Regions from separate parts of the Homo sapiens genome. Here region 2 is linked to region 1. Evidence: chromatin contacts called from ENCODE Hi-C or POLR2A ChIA-PET data. All regions are on one chromosome and are shown on one strand. The core of a region is the stretch at or near the end of the contact, and the rest is flanking DNA. Distances in the headings are between cores, read along the strand shown.

The links. Hi-C counts contacts between places; a loop is a spot of excess contacts on that map. ChIA-PET counts read pairs that join two places held with the same protein, here RNA polymerase II (POLR2A). Pooled maps may share reads with other maps.
Region 2: a map of sigmoid colon shows a loop between it and region 1 (2.4-fold over the local background). The contact joins the promoter of UCA1 here to the promoter of WIZ in region 1. A Hi-C loop is called at or near these places in 4 of 168 maps with a recorded cell type or tissue (CD8-positive, alpha-beta T cell, naive thymus-derived CD4-positive, alpha-beta T cell and sigmoid colon), 5 of 37 single-sample maps with no recorded cell type and 16 of 50 pooled maps. POLR2A ChIA-PET finds 5 or more read pairs at or near these places in 2 of 52 experiments (CD8-positive, alpha-beta T cell and activated naive CD4-positive, alpha-beta T cell).

Annotation. Positions count from the first base shown.
Region 1 is chr19:15,447,429-15,454,275 of GRCh38, forward strand. WIZ (WIZ zinc finger) reads right to left here and starts at 2,528. Exons shown (of 13, transcript NM_001371589.1): 1 at 2,370-2,528; 2 at 675-939. The coding sequence starts at 879. It overlaps MIR1470 (microRNA 1470), which reads left to right and starts at 2,120; the gene lies at 2,120-2,180. RASAL3 (RAS protein activator like 3) reads right to left here. Exons shown (of 18, transcript NM_022904.3): 14 at 6,721-6,839; 15 at 5,679-6,069; 16 at 5,230-5,387; 17 at 4,617-4,680; 18 at 4,196-4,510. The coding sequence ends at 4,367. RefSeq lists silencers at 1,793-1,902, 2,253-2,372, 2,423-2,552 and an enhancer at 4,958-5,027.
Region 2 is chr19:15,826,533-15,833,379 of GRCh38, forward strand. It overlaps UCA1 (urothelial cancer associated 1), which reads left to right and starts at 2,415. Exons shown (of 3, transcript NR_015379.3): 1 at 2,415-2,806; 2 at 4,723-4,824. It overlaps LOC124900418 (collagen alpha-1(I) chain-like), which reads left to right and starts at 2,415. Exons shown (of 3, transcript XM_047439793.1): 1 at 2,415-2,806; 2 at 4,723-4,824. RefSeq lists an enhancer at 1,659-2,858.

The DNA.
Region 1 (6,847 bases), core at 1,278-3,777:
GATATTTGTTTAGTTGCTTGTTGTCCATTTCCCCTACTAGAGTGTCAGCCCCTTGAGGGCAGGAATTCTTGCCTCTTTGGTTTACAGCTGTCTTCCCAGTGCCTAGCACATACCCTGGCACACCGAAGGTGCTCAGTATTTAATGAATGAATAACACGTCTGGAGGTGGGGAGAGTGTGAGATACCTTTTTGCTGGGTAAACCAAGGGGTAGCCAGCATCGCTGACTACCCAGCCTCTCCCTAGCCACTACAGAAGCTGTTTTGGCCCGTGGTTCAGGAACAGGATACACCCAGACAGCCAGAGGGAGCTGGGATAGACTGATGGGAGTGGGGAATACCTGTGGAATAAGTGGGCTGGGGGCAGGGAGTCTGGGGTGCTGAGATGGGCCTCTGGACCCAATTAGTATGCTCAGAGGAGGAAGCCAGGCTGACCTGAGTTCAAGTCCCAGCTCCATACCACCCAGTGGGGAGCCTTGGTCTGGTCACTGGCTCCCAGGACACCTGTTTTCACAACTGTCAAATAAGAAACTAAACAGAGTACAAAGAAAAGGCTCTGGACCCAAGCGGAATCAGCATCCCAGCTCAGCCGCTGCTGCGCTGGGTGACTTGACTCTCTCTGAGCCTTGGGGAATGGGCTGGATGCTCCCTGGGGGCCACACGGCCCATTCTCTTACCAGAGATGCCACCTCTGCCATCCAGAATGTCTCGGGGGCCCTCCTTGGTGACAGGCAGGTAACGGGTGGACCGGAAGATGCCACCTTCCCCCTCAGCAGCTTCGGCCCCACCCTCGATGTTCTCCCTTGGCGCCGGGCCAGGCAGTCTCTCTGGGCCTTGGGGACGATCTGGTGCAGCCAGGCTGCCTGCCAGAGACCCCTCCATCGGATTTTCTCTGCTTGGATCCACTCAGCTGCTGCACCGGCTCAGCGGGGCATTGTGGGCCTGGGGATAGAGAGAAGGAAGTGCTTAGGGGATGGAGGAAAGGGAATCTGCCTCAGTTTCCCATCCCTCAAAACCTCAGTCCTCAACTTTGCAGCTCACTGCCTCAGTTTACCTCCCAGCCCAGGGGAGCTAATGGTGTTCAGACCTTTTCCACACACCTTCTATCCCAATGGCCCCTACCCTCAGCATGCCTCCGTCTCCCCATCAATAACTCCTCCCCTTTATACAGATCCTGCACTGCCTCAGTTTACCCATATTGACACATGCACACTCAGCCACCTGGTCTTCTTCCATCAATCTTACCATTTCTCCAGACGCCTCCCTTCATTCACACACAGCTGCACTTTCCCCAGTCCTGCCCTCACATCCATGCACACGCACATCCTACTGCCATGCCTTCGTTTCCTCGGCAAGAATCCCAGCCACTTGTACACTCTGATCCTATACACCGTCAGGAGTCTCCCATCATTACCCCTTTACTTTTCTCCATTGGGTTGTCCCATACCAATGATCCCTGCACTTTTCCCACACTCCAACCCTTCCCCCACACAGGACCTTAGGGTTCTCCAGCATTAACCCCTTCACCCCCCTCCACACACACAGCCTCAAGTGACCCCAGCATTAACCCTTTCGCTTCTCCCCAACATTATCCCTCATGCATACCCAGCTTGGGCTCCTCCATTCCCCCCACCCCCCAACCAAGATTGCTCTAGTCCTCGGGCGAAAGAAAACGATAGGGCTCCTGGTCCAGAAATGAGGACCCTGGGGAGCGGGGGTTGTCCTCTCTACCTATAAATACCTTCAAGGTAACGGCGGAAAGTGAAGGGCAGGAATGAGGCGCCCTCCCCAGGGAGATGGTGGGGAGGCCGGGCCCAGGCAACCGGGGCGGGGCCGGGGCGCCAGGCCTGGTTGCAGGCGCTGCCCTCGGGGGCCTGGGGATTCCCAGGGGGCTCCTCCGTGGGCTGGCAGTCTTGGTGGGGGTCCCTACCCAGGCCCGGAGGAAGCACCTGCGGTTGTCCACTGGGTGGGCACTGCCCGCGGGGAACGGGCGGGACCGCAACTTCGGAGCACTTTGGCAGCGTGGGGAGGGGGCTCCTACCCGGACGCCCCCCAGGGGTCGCAGAGGTGGGGGCTGCGCCGCGCGGGCCCACTCCTCGGGGGTCCAGGGTCCGGGGGATGAGCCCTCCGCCCGTGCACCCCGGGGCAGGAGACCCCGCGGGACGCGCCGAGGTAGGGGGGACACCTGCCCCAAGACCCCCGCCCCTCCCCCCACCTGCACGGCCCCGCCCCCGGCCAGGCCCCGCCCCTGAAGGCCCCGCCCCCGCCCCCGCCCCGGGGGGTCCCGCCTGGCCCGGCCCGGCCCGGGGCCTCCCCCGCCCCGCTACGGCTCCGCCCCACCCGCGGGCTCCCCAGGCCGGGCCGGGCCTCACCGGGGAGGCGGCGCCGCCGGCCAGGTGCCGGGGCTCGGAGCTCCCCTCCTTGGTGCGGCCGTCGCTGCCGCTACCGCCGCTGCCGCTCCCGGTGCCGGTGCCGCGGCCTCCGCAGCCGCCGCCGCCTCCACCGCTCGGGGGACATTGTCCCTTTAAATCGCTCCCCCCGCCGCCCCGCCCCCCCGGCGCGCCGCCGTGACCTCAGCGCGACAGCCCCGCCGCGCCGCCATGATGGGGAGGTCCGGGGCGCCCCCCCCACCCCACCCCCCCCCCCCTCGCCGCCCCGGGGGGGGCGGCCAGCGGGCGCGCCGCCATGTTGGGAGTGGCCAAGCGGGTCACCCTTAAAGGGCCCGCACGGCCTGAGTCCAGGGAGAGGCCCCGTTACCATGACAACACCCTTGTCGTCCCACACCCCAATGGCTCCTTATCGTCCCACTGGTACTTCCAATGGTAGGCTCGCTAAAAGCACTAAAAGAGTGGGGAGGGTGCAGAGAAGTTCCCCCATGGGTCATTGATGGGTCATTGATAGGTCATTGAAGACTCCACCCAGCCAATTTTTAGCCTTTTGTCCCCTGCCCCCCATCAGCTACCTTCCAACCACAAGCTCACTCCCTCCTTCCCAATCATCCACACTGGACTTCAGCACCTCCATGTCCCTAGAGTTGCCCTAGGTCTTCAGTCCTAAGTCACCTTCTCCACCCAGTTCCCAGGATCACAGCTTCCAGGACTACCCCATCAGACACACATCATGGCCTGTTGTCTTGTCTTATCCACCATGTATCCAGATATCTAACCACCTAGCTATCTCATCCACTTCCTCAATCTATCAATCACTCATCTACCTATCCAATGAACTAATCACCTATCCACCCACCCCTCCAACCACCTATTAATTCACCCAAACACCCACTCAACCCACCCATTCACTTCCCATCTACCCACCCATTCATCCAGCACCCAAGTAAATACTCATTTATCCATACAACCAAGCAAGTACCCAACCATCCCCACACACATCTTTCCGCCCAGCCCCCCAAACATCCATCCACCAGTTTGTCTGTTGATTTGGTCCCTCCACTAACATGTAAGTTCCATGAGGCCAGGAGTCCTGTCTAGTTCATTATTGTTTCTCCACTGCCCAGTTCTCAGGCGTCTCAGGAGACCTCAACATATGTACATATGATATATATAATCACAACATTGAAAAAAATTTTTTCTTACTATGAACCAGGCCTTTTCTAGGCAGACATACCCAACCTGGTTAACCAACTACCCAGCTACTCACCTACCAGGTCAAACATCCAGCAAATGCTAACCTATCCGTCTGCCGTTTGCTCCACCCACTCTACCCCTCACCCATCCACTCACCCATGATTTGAATGACTCATTTACCCAATCATTCATACACAGTATCCAACCATCTCCACACCTGACCCCCTTCCTTTATCCGCCTCCCAGACCCATGGCCTCCGTGACATGAGGAGGGCCTAGGAAGATGCTCTCACTGTGGGATTGGGAGGTTGCCAGGGGTGGAATCCATGCTTCATTGAGAAGCAGGTGCTGCCTATAACAATGGTGAATACCTTTTATCGAATGCCTTTAACTATGGGTCCTCTCACTGTGTAGGGAACTTTACGTCCATTTCACAGATAAGAAAACGGGCTCTTAAGAGAATGAAGGTCTAAGGTCACACAGCTGGTGAGAACTTGTGTACATGGCCCTCTCCATGAGACTTCTAATTAGGGGAGAATTTGGGAGAGATGAATAGGGCTTGCGGGGCAAATGCCTAAGAATTGGCAATTCTTAGTGGGCAAAGAAACCACCAATTTCACTGAAATCAAGATTTTACTGGGCAACTTCATACTGCCAGAGTGGTTGGGACCAGCAGCTCCACTCCCCACTGTAGGCCAAGTAGGGCTAAGGCAAAGTCAGACACCCCCCCTAAGATGGCTATCTCTCTGCTCCCAGACCACGTGTGATGAGGCAGGATGGGCAGCTCAGGTGGTGTCTCCATTGAGGCAGGGTGCTTTGAGGGGCTGGGGTTGACTCCAAGACCCCCGCGTCCTTGGAGAAAGCTGCAGGCTCTGGACAGCATCCCTCAGCTGAGCCTGAGTTCTCTCCATCTCATTTAGGCGGTGCTCCTGGGGAGGCAGTGGTGATGGGGTTCAGAAACCAGGAGAGGGCTGCACCGCAACCCTTGCTCCTCCACCGCCCAGACCTGCCCCAGGGCTCAGATGGCAATCTCACCAGGTTTTTCAGACTGTGCCCTTCATTGCTTGTTAGGTTGTGCTCTGAATCAAACTCTGAGCTCCTGTGGGGGTCGGGGGATTGGGGCGAAGGGCAGAGGCTAAGGAAGTCCCTTCCAGCTCCTGGTGGGAGTGCCAGGGACTCCGGGGGCGGAGCTTGGAGTGGAGGCGGAGCTTGTCCAGACTGAGGGGCGGGGCCTAAATATGCTTGAAGAAGGGTCGGACCAGAGACGGGAATGGTTGGAATGACAGGACCTATCAATCATCCCTTGGAGGTGGGGTTTGGCCAGTCCTGGGTGGGGTCGTGACTGAGCTGGAGGGAGTGCCCAGGCTGAGATATCTCAGTGCCCGGCCCAGCCAGGTTGGGAGGGGCTGATGGAGGGGTGGGGCCTGGATGAGAGAATCTGCCAGGGTCCTAGGCCGACCTTCGTTGGGTGGGTCCACCTGGGGGCGGGGCTTGCCAAGAGGCAGGGCCTGGACAGACTTATTGGGGCGGGGCCAGGGTGGGGCTTGGCCGTGCTAGGCGTGGTTTGGGGGGGGGGGGGAGGGCCTGGTCAGATCTAATTGGATCGGGCCCACCTGGGGGCGGAGCTAATGGAGAGGGCTGGGCTCACCCAGCACGGAGCCTGGAGTCCAGATCCTGCAGCTGGCCCCGCAGCTGCTCCTGCTGCTCCGTCAAGGCCCGGATTTGGGTGCTCAGCGACTCCACGAGGCGGGACAGCACTTTCTGCTCCTCACGCAGAGCGGCCACCTCGCACTGCAGCTCTGCCAACTGTGGTGGGAGAGCAGCTGTAATCTGACCCGTTGTCCCGCCCCTGTGTCTCCCCGGAGACCCTGACCTCCCAGGCCCAAGCGCTCAGCGTCATCACCGGCCTGCCTAGTTGGGGAACATCCCTCCTGCGGTACAGCTGGGGAGACTGAAGCTCAGAGAGGGTCGGGCTAGGCCTGGGGTCACACAGCACAGCGAGCTGGGTACTTGAACCCAGACTTGCCTGGCCCTTCAGTCTTCCCCAGTCGCGTCCCTGTTCCCACTCCCCAGGCGCGGACCTGGGCCTGACCTTACCTTGTTCACAGGTCGGTGCGTGCCCAGTGCCTGGTTTCGGTCTTGCGGCTGGTCCATTTGGCGCTGCCAGGGTACCGACGGCTTCCGAGGCAGCGAGGCGGAGTCCCGGGTCCAAGGCCGGGCGCGGGGCGCTGGTCCCATGCTCAGGGAGCCTTTGGGTCGCGGCCAGGGCCCCGCAGATTGGCGGCGGCGGGCAGGACGCCGGACCGGGACACTCTGCGTGCGCTGCACCGGCCGGGGCCGCCGCAGGGGCCGCTCTTCGTCCGGCCGTGGCCGGGCCCAACTCTCTGAGCGGCGAACGCTGCGCAGAGACTGGCTCTTGGAGATGAGAGGGGTGTGCTTGGGGAGGTCCCGGGGGGCCAGGAAGCCGGGCTTCTCCCCTGCGGAGAGGCTAGGGGTGGGATGGAGGATCTTAGACCCTCCACTGGCCCCTGAGACGACCCCATCCCGACCTGACCAGAAGTGACCTCACCCCCCACGTGAACTTGTCCTTTCTTTTTTTTTTTTGAGACAAGGTCTTGCTCTGTCGCCCAGGCTGGAGTGCAGTGGCTAGATCATAGCTCACTGCAGCCTTGAATTCTGGAGCTCAAGCTATTCCCCAGCCTCAGCCTCCCAAATATCTAGGACTACCAGCACATGCCACTATACCCAGGTAATTTTTTTTTTTTTTGGTAGAGATGGGGTCTCCCTATGTTGCCCAGGCTTGTCTTAAGTTCCTGGCCTCAAGTGATCCTCCTGCCTCAGCCTCCCAAAGTGCTGGGATTACAGGCATGAGCCACTGAGCCTGGCTCCTGTCCTTGACTTCTGACTATAATACTGTCCTCTCTATGACCCTTGACATCTCTCCACCCTAACCTCTCCTCTCATCCCCGACCTCAAACACACTGTGACCTTTGACCCAACCCTTTCTATAACCTGTGATTCCCGTCTGACCCTGGGCTTGACCTCTGCTCACAATGATCCAACTTCACCTCTGACCCCTGTCTGAGCCCTGCTCCTTCCTGTTCCCACCCATCAGACCCCAGACCAGACTTGAGGTTACCTGGAGTGGACCTGGGCCGGGGGCAGTGGGAGACGCATTGGCACTGACACAAGCACAGGCTGGCCCTCCTCAATGGCTCGCAGGATGGTGGGCAGTGGTTCCAGGGTGTCTCGGGTTGTCTGGTGAG
Region 2 (6,847 bases), core at 1,165-3,664, 380 kb after region 1:
TTTTTGAGACTGAGTCTTGCTCTATCGCCCAGGCTGGAGGCAGTGACGTCGTGATCTCAGGTCACTCCAACCTCTGCCCGCCCTGGGATTCAAGCAATTCTCCTGCCTCAGCCTCCTGAGTAGCTGGGATTACAGGTTTCTGCCACCACGCCCAGCTAATTTTTGTATTTTTAGTAGAGACAGAGTTTTGCCATGTTACTCAGGCTGGTCTTGAACTCCTGACTTCAAGTGATCTACCCGTCTTGGCCTCCCAAAGAGCTGGGATTACAGGCGTGAGCCACCACGCCCAGCTGAGATGCTTTTTCAAGAGTCGCCTTAACATGAAGTCACTGTGTGAGGGTTTCGGCTCTCGAGTCAAGATAATTCACTTACTTTTAAAAGAAAATACTCAGCGTTTGAAGAAACCAACAAAATCCCTCAAACTCAGTGTCCATATAGATAGGCAGGGAAGACAAATTGTAAGGCGCTTGTATTTTATATAGCTCAACAAGAGAAGCACAAGTATCTATCCCTTTCAGACAACAAAGATGTGCCATTTAATTATTATTTCCATGACAATACACAGTTGAATAAATCATTATATTTGAATGCTTCTTGGTGTTGCCAAGTCCTGACCCACAGGGTTTTGTATTAATCTCTGAAGTCCAGGTACCAGGAAAGAGAAGAGTTATTCACCGTCACAAGTTCTCACTCTGGAAAGGAGAAAAATGGATGTTTTAATGAATCTTTGTAATTTACCAATTTAACTATGACACTTTATTGTGGAAATGTATTCATTTCGCTGCAGCCATAATGGAAGAGTGATTTTCCTTACTTTGCTGAGATTCTCAGCCCCAGTAGCCTTCTCAAGGCTAAGCCCTGGAATTCCATTTGAAATCACCCAAAAGAAAAGAACAAATATGAGAAATGTATCACACGCCATCTGGGTAAGACAAAATGTAAATTAAAAGCTTTATCGGATGATGGGTGGCTCATGCCTGTAATCCGAGCACTTTGGGAGGCCAGCCGGTGGATCATTTGAGGTCAGAAGTTCGAGACCAGCCTGGCAAACATGGTGAAACACCATCTCTACTAAAAATACAAAAATTAGCCAGGTGTGGTGGCAGGTGCCTGTAATCCCAGCTACTCCGGAGGCTGAGGCAGGAGAATCACTTGAACCTGGGAGGCGGAGGTTGCAGTGAGCCGAGATGGCACCACTGTACTCCAGGCTGGGCAACAGATCAAGACTCTGTCTCAAAAAAAAAAAAAATTAATGGATGAAATATAAGGCTAGACATTTCTTTTCTTTTTTCTTTTTTTTCTGAAATACACCTCTTTCTTGCCTCCTTGGATATATTCTATCTTGTCTATCAAACTCTACTAATAAAATCCATTTGATATTTAATTTTTTAAAAACTGAGGTTCAGGCTGGGTGCAGTGGCTCACACCTGTAATCCCAGCACTTTGGGAGTTTGAGGCAGGAAGATCGCTTGAGCCCGGGAGTTTGAGGTCAGCCTAGGCAATGTAGTGAGACCCTGACTCTATTATAAGTAAGTAAGTGAAAAAAAAATTTTCAAGGTGACAAACCCAGGGAGGGGTAGGGCAAACTGGAATACCGGCAAGTCTGACTCAAGTGTCAGATCAGGTCATCCTATATAACCTCAGACATGCCCCAAACCCTGTGCTGCTCACATATATACTCAGTGACCACCCTCCCAGAAGACACTGCATTGTGTGCGTTTCAGCTTTTTGCGTCACCTCAGTGAAGGTGGTTTTCCTGTCCTTAGCCATAGTTTTCTCCCTTCACTAGGCTAAGAGGATTCAAAGGACAGGGATCATTCCAGTCTTTTCCCTTCAATAGCAGCATCTGAGTGGCTGACCAGAGAGGTATTTCCAAGAAGTGAAAACTGGGCTTGGGGTGAGAAAAGCTAAATGTCCTAAGGGGTTTCCTTTTAGATGACGGAGGGAGATACCAGGGGACTCCTCCCTCCCGGGAGGTAGGGGGAGGGGGTGCACCCGGCGGCTCCCCTGAGAGGCCCCACAGGCACATCTCAGGCTGTCCTCTGGGAAGAAATGACCCAGGAGCTGATATTCATGACCCTCCAAGAGACCCGGCAGCTTGTGGGCATCTCAGATGAGCCCCAGGCAGTTCTGAAACCCAGGACCAGGAAAAGATAAGAGGGTGGGCTGAGGTCACATCACCCTGTAACGTTTCCAAAAGGGAACTGTCAGGCCTCTGAGCCGAAGCTCAGCCATTGTAACCCCTGTGACCTGCACATATATGTCCAGGTGGCCTACAGGAGCCAAGAAGTCTGGAGCAGCTGAAAAACAAGGAAGTGAAACAGCCAATTCCTGCCTTAACTAATTAACCCACCTTACGACATTCCACCATTATGACGTGTTCCTGCCCTGCCCCAACTGATCAATCGACCCTGTGACATTCTTCTGGACAATGAGTCCCATCATCTCTCCACCATGCACCTTGTGACTCCCTCCTCTGCTGACAACAGATAACCACCTTTAACTGTAACTTTCCACAGCCTACCCCAGCCCTATAAAGCTGCCCCTCTCCTATCTCCCTTCGCTGACTCTCTTTTCAGACTCAGCCCACTTGCACCCAAGTGAATTAACAGCCTTGTTGCTCACACAAAGCCTGTTTAGGTGGTCTTCTATACGGACATGCTTGACACTTGGTGCCAAAATCTGGGCCAGGGGGACTCCTTCGTGAGACCGGCCCCCTGTCCTGGCCCTCATTCCGTGAAGAGATCCACCTGCGACCTCGGGTCCTCAGACCAGCCCAAGGAACATCTCACCAATTTCAAATCGGGTAAGTGGTCTCTTCACTCTTTTCTCCAGCCTCTGTCGCTACCCTCCAATCTCCCTGTCCAGTCTTTTTCTTCTCTAGTAGAGACAAAGGAGACACATTTTATCCGTGGACCCAAAACTCTGGCGCTGGTCACAGACTCAGGAAGACAGTCTTCCCTTGGTGTCTAATCACTGCGGGGACGCCTGCCTAATTATTCACCCACATTCCACTGGTGTCTGATCACCTTGGGGATGCCTGCCTTGGTCATTCACCCACATTCCCATGGTGGCAAGTCATTTGCGGGGACGCCTGCTTTGGCTGCTCACCCCCGCCCTTCTCCGTGTCTCTACTTCTCTCTTTAAACTTACCTCCTTCACTTTGGGCAATCTTCCGCCCTCCATTCCTCCCTCTTCCCCCTTAGCCTGTGTACTTAAAAACTTCTCTTAAACTAACACCTGATATAAAACTCAAACGTCTTATTTTCTTCTGCAATACTGCTTGGCCGCAATATAAACTTGACAATGGTTCCAAGTGGCCAGAAAACGGCACTTTTGATTTCTCCATCCTACAAGACCTAGATCATTTTTGTCAAAAAATGGGCACATGGTCTGAGGTGCCTTGCGTCCAGGCATTTTTTACACTTCGCTCCCTCCCAAGCCTCTGCTCCCAATGTGACTCATCCCAAATTTTTCTTCTTTCTCTCCCGTCCGTTCCTTCAGTCTCTACCCCAACCTCAGAGTCCCCTGAATCCCCCTTTTCTGCAGACCCCTCTGACCTCTCTCCCCCTCCCCAGGCCACTCCTTGGCAGGCTGAATCAAGTCCCAATTCTTCCTCAGCCTCCGCTCCCCCATCTTATAATTCTTCTATCACCTCCCCTCCTCAAACTTGGTCAGGCTTAGTTTCATTCCATGACTAGCTCTCCCCCACCTGCCCAACAATTTCCTCATAGAGAGGTGGCTGGAGCTGAGGGCACAGTAAAGGTTCATATACCTTTTTCTCTATCAGACCTTTCCCAATCAGTCAGCGTCTGGGCTCTTTCTCATCAGACCCCACTAAATATACACAGGAATTCCAATATTTGACTCAGTCCTACACTTTAACCTGCAGTGACCTAAATGTCATCCTGACCTCTACCCTCTCCCCAGATGAGCAGGAAAGAGTTTATACCCTAGCCCAATCTCACGCTAACACCCGCCGGCATCATGAGCCAGACCTCCAAGAAGGCATCAGGGCAGTTCCCTGAGAGGATCCTTGATGGGAATACCAGACAGGCTCCCCAGGTATAGCTAGGCGAGATTACATGGTCTCTTGCCTAGCTGAAGGGCTGAAAAAGGCAGCATACAAAGCTGTTAATTATGACAAGCTTTAAGAAGCCACCCAAGGTAAAGATGAAAATCCAGCCCAGTTCATGGCCCGTTTGGTGGCTACCCTTAGAAACTTTACAGCCCTAGACCCTGAAGGGCCAGAAGGCCATCTTATTCTCAATATGCATTTTATCACTCAGTCAGCTCCTGACATTACAAAAAAAGCTTCAAAAATTGGAATCTGGCCCTCAAACCCCACAACAGGAATTAATCAATCTCGCCTTCAAGGTGTTCAACAATAGAGAAGAGGCAGCCAAGCAGCAACGTCTTTCAGAGCTGCAATTGCTTGCCTCTGCTGTAAGACAAACCCCAGCCATGCCTTCAGCACACAAAAACTTCAGAGCAACCAAACCACAGCCTCTAGGCACTCCTTTAAAACCATCTCATGGACCTTGCTTCAAGTGCCGCAAAACTGGCCACTGGGCCAAGGAATGCCTGCAGCCCGGGATTCCTCCTAAGCCTGTCCCACCTGTGCGGGACCCCACTGGAAATCGGACTGTCCAACTAATATCACAGCCCCTTCTAGGGTCCCTGGAGCTCTGGCTCAAAGCTCTCTGGCTGACTCCTTCCCAGATCTCCTCGGCTTAGTGGCTGAAGACTGATGCTGCCCGATCGCCTCAGAAGCCCCTTGGACCATCACAGATGCCGAGCTTCGGGTAACTCTTACGGTGGAGGGTAAGTCCATCCCCTTTTTAATCAATACGGGGGCTACCCACCCCACATTACCTTCTTTTCAAGGGCCTGTTTCCTTTGCCCCCGTAACTGCCGTGGGTATTGACGGCCAAGCTTCTAAACCCCTTAAAACTCCCCAACTCTGGTGCCAACTTGGACAACATTCTTTTATGCACTCCTTTTTAGTTAACCCCACCTGCCCAGTTCCCTTATTAGGCTGAGATATTTTAACCACATTATCTGCTTCCCTGACTATTGCTGGGCTACAGCCACACCCCATTGCTGTCCTTTTCCCCAATTCAAGGCCTCTTTCGCATCCTCCCCTTGTATCTCCCCACCTTAATCCTCAAGTATAGGATACTTCTACTCTTTCTTTGGCAACTGACCATGCACTCCTTACCATTCCATTAAAACCTAATCACCCTTACCCTGCTCAATACCAGTATCCCAGCCCGCAGCAGGCTTTAAAGGGAACTGAAGCCTGTTATCACTTGCCTGTTACAACGTGGCCTTTTGAAGCCTACAAATTCTCCTTACAACTCCCCTATCCTACCCATCCAGAAACCGGACAAGTCCTAGAGGCTAGTTCAAGACCTTCACCTCATAAATCAGATTGTCCTTCCCATCCATCCTGTTGTGCCAAACCCTATACTCTCCTCTCCTCGACACCCCCTTCCACAACTCATTATTCTGTTATCCACCTCAAAGATGCCTTCTTTACCATCCCCTTGCATCCCTCCTCCCAACCTCTTTTCACCTTTACTTGGACTGACCCTGACACCCACCAGTCCCAGCAATTCACCTGGATTGTCCGACCCCAAAGTTTCAGGGACAGCCCACACTACTTTGGTCAGGCCCTCTCTCATGACTTTCTTTCTGCCCATCTGCCTCCCACCTTATTCAATATGTTGAAGACCTTCTTCTTTGCAGCCCTTCTTACCAATCTTCCCAGCAGGACACTATCCTATCCTACTTCTTCAATATCTCTACTCAAAGGGGTACTGAGTATCCCCCTCTAAAGCTCATATTTCCTCCCCTAGTGTTACATATCTCGACATAGTCCTCCATCAACATACACGCACTCTTCCTGCAGACTGTGTTCAGTTAATCTCCCAGACCCTATTCCCCACCACCAAACAACAACTCCTTTCCTTCTTAGGCGTTGTTGGATACTTCCGACTCTGGGTACCAAGGTTTTGCCATTCTAACCAAACTGCTTTACAAACTCACTAAAGGTAATTTAGCTGATCCCATAGACCATAAGTCCTTTCCCCATGCTTCCTTTCATTCTCTCAAAAAGGCCCTAGAAACAGCTCCCACACTAGCACTCCCTGACTTGTCCCAACCTTTTTCCTTACACACAGCTGAAACACAAGGCTGTGCTGCTGGAGTTCTCACACAGGAGCCAGGCCCACGACCTATAGCCTTTCTATCCAAACAACTTGACCTCACAATTCTAGGCTGGCCCTCATGTCTACATGTGGTGGCAGCTGCCGCTTTAACACTTCCAGAGTCTCTCAAAATCACAGGCTATGCTCCACTTACCCTCTACAGTTCTCACAACCTTCAAGCATTAATATCCTCCTCACACCTTTCACACTTGCTGTCTGCCCCTCGACATCTCCAGCTCTATTCACTCTTTATTGAAACCCCAACAATAACTACTGCCCATGGGCCCGATTTCAACCCAGCTTCTCACTTAGCACCCAACACAAGTCCTGGCCAACATGATTGTATCTCCCTAATACACATAGCATCTTCCCCCTTTCCTCATATTTCTATTTTTCCAATCCCAAATCCAGACCACACTTGGTTTATTCATGGCAGTTCCTCTAAACCCAGTCAAATCTCGCCAGCTAAAGCTGGTTATGCTGTCGTGTCCCATACCTCTATTATTGAGGCTGCTGCACTTCCTCCCTCCACTACTTCCCAACAAGCCAAACTGATTGCTTTAACTTGTGCACTCTCTGTCGCCAAAGGAATGCACATTAAAATTTATATTGACTCCTAATATGCTTTCCACATC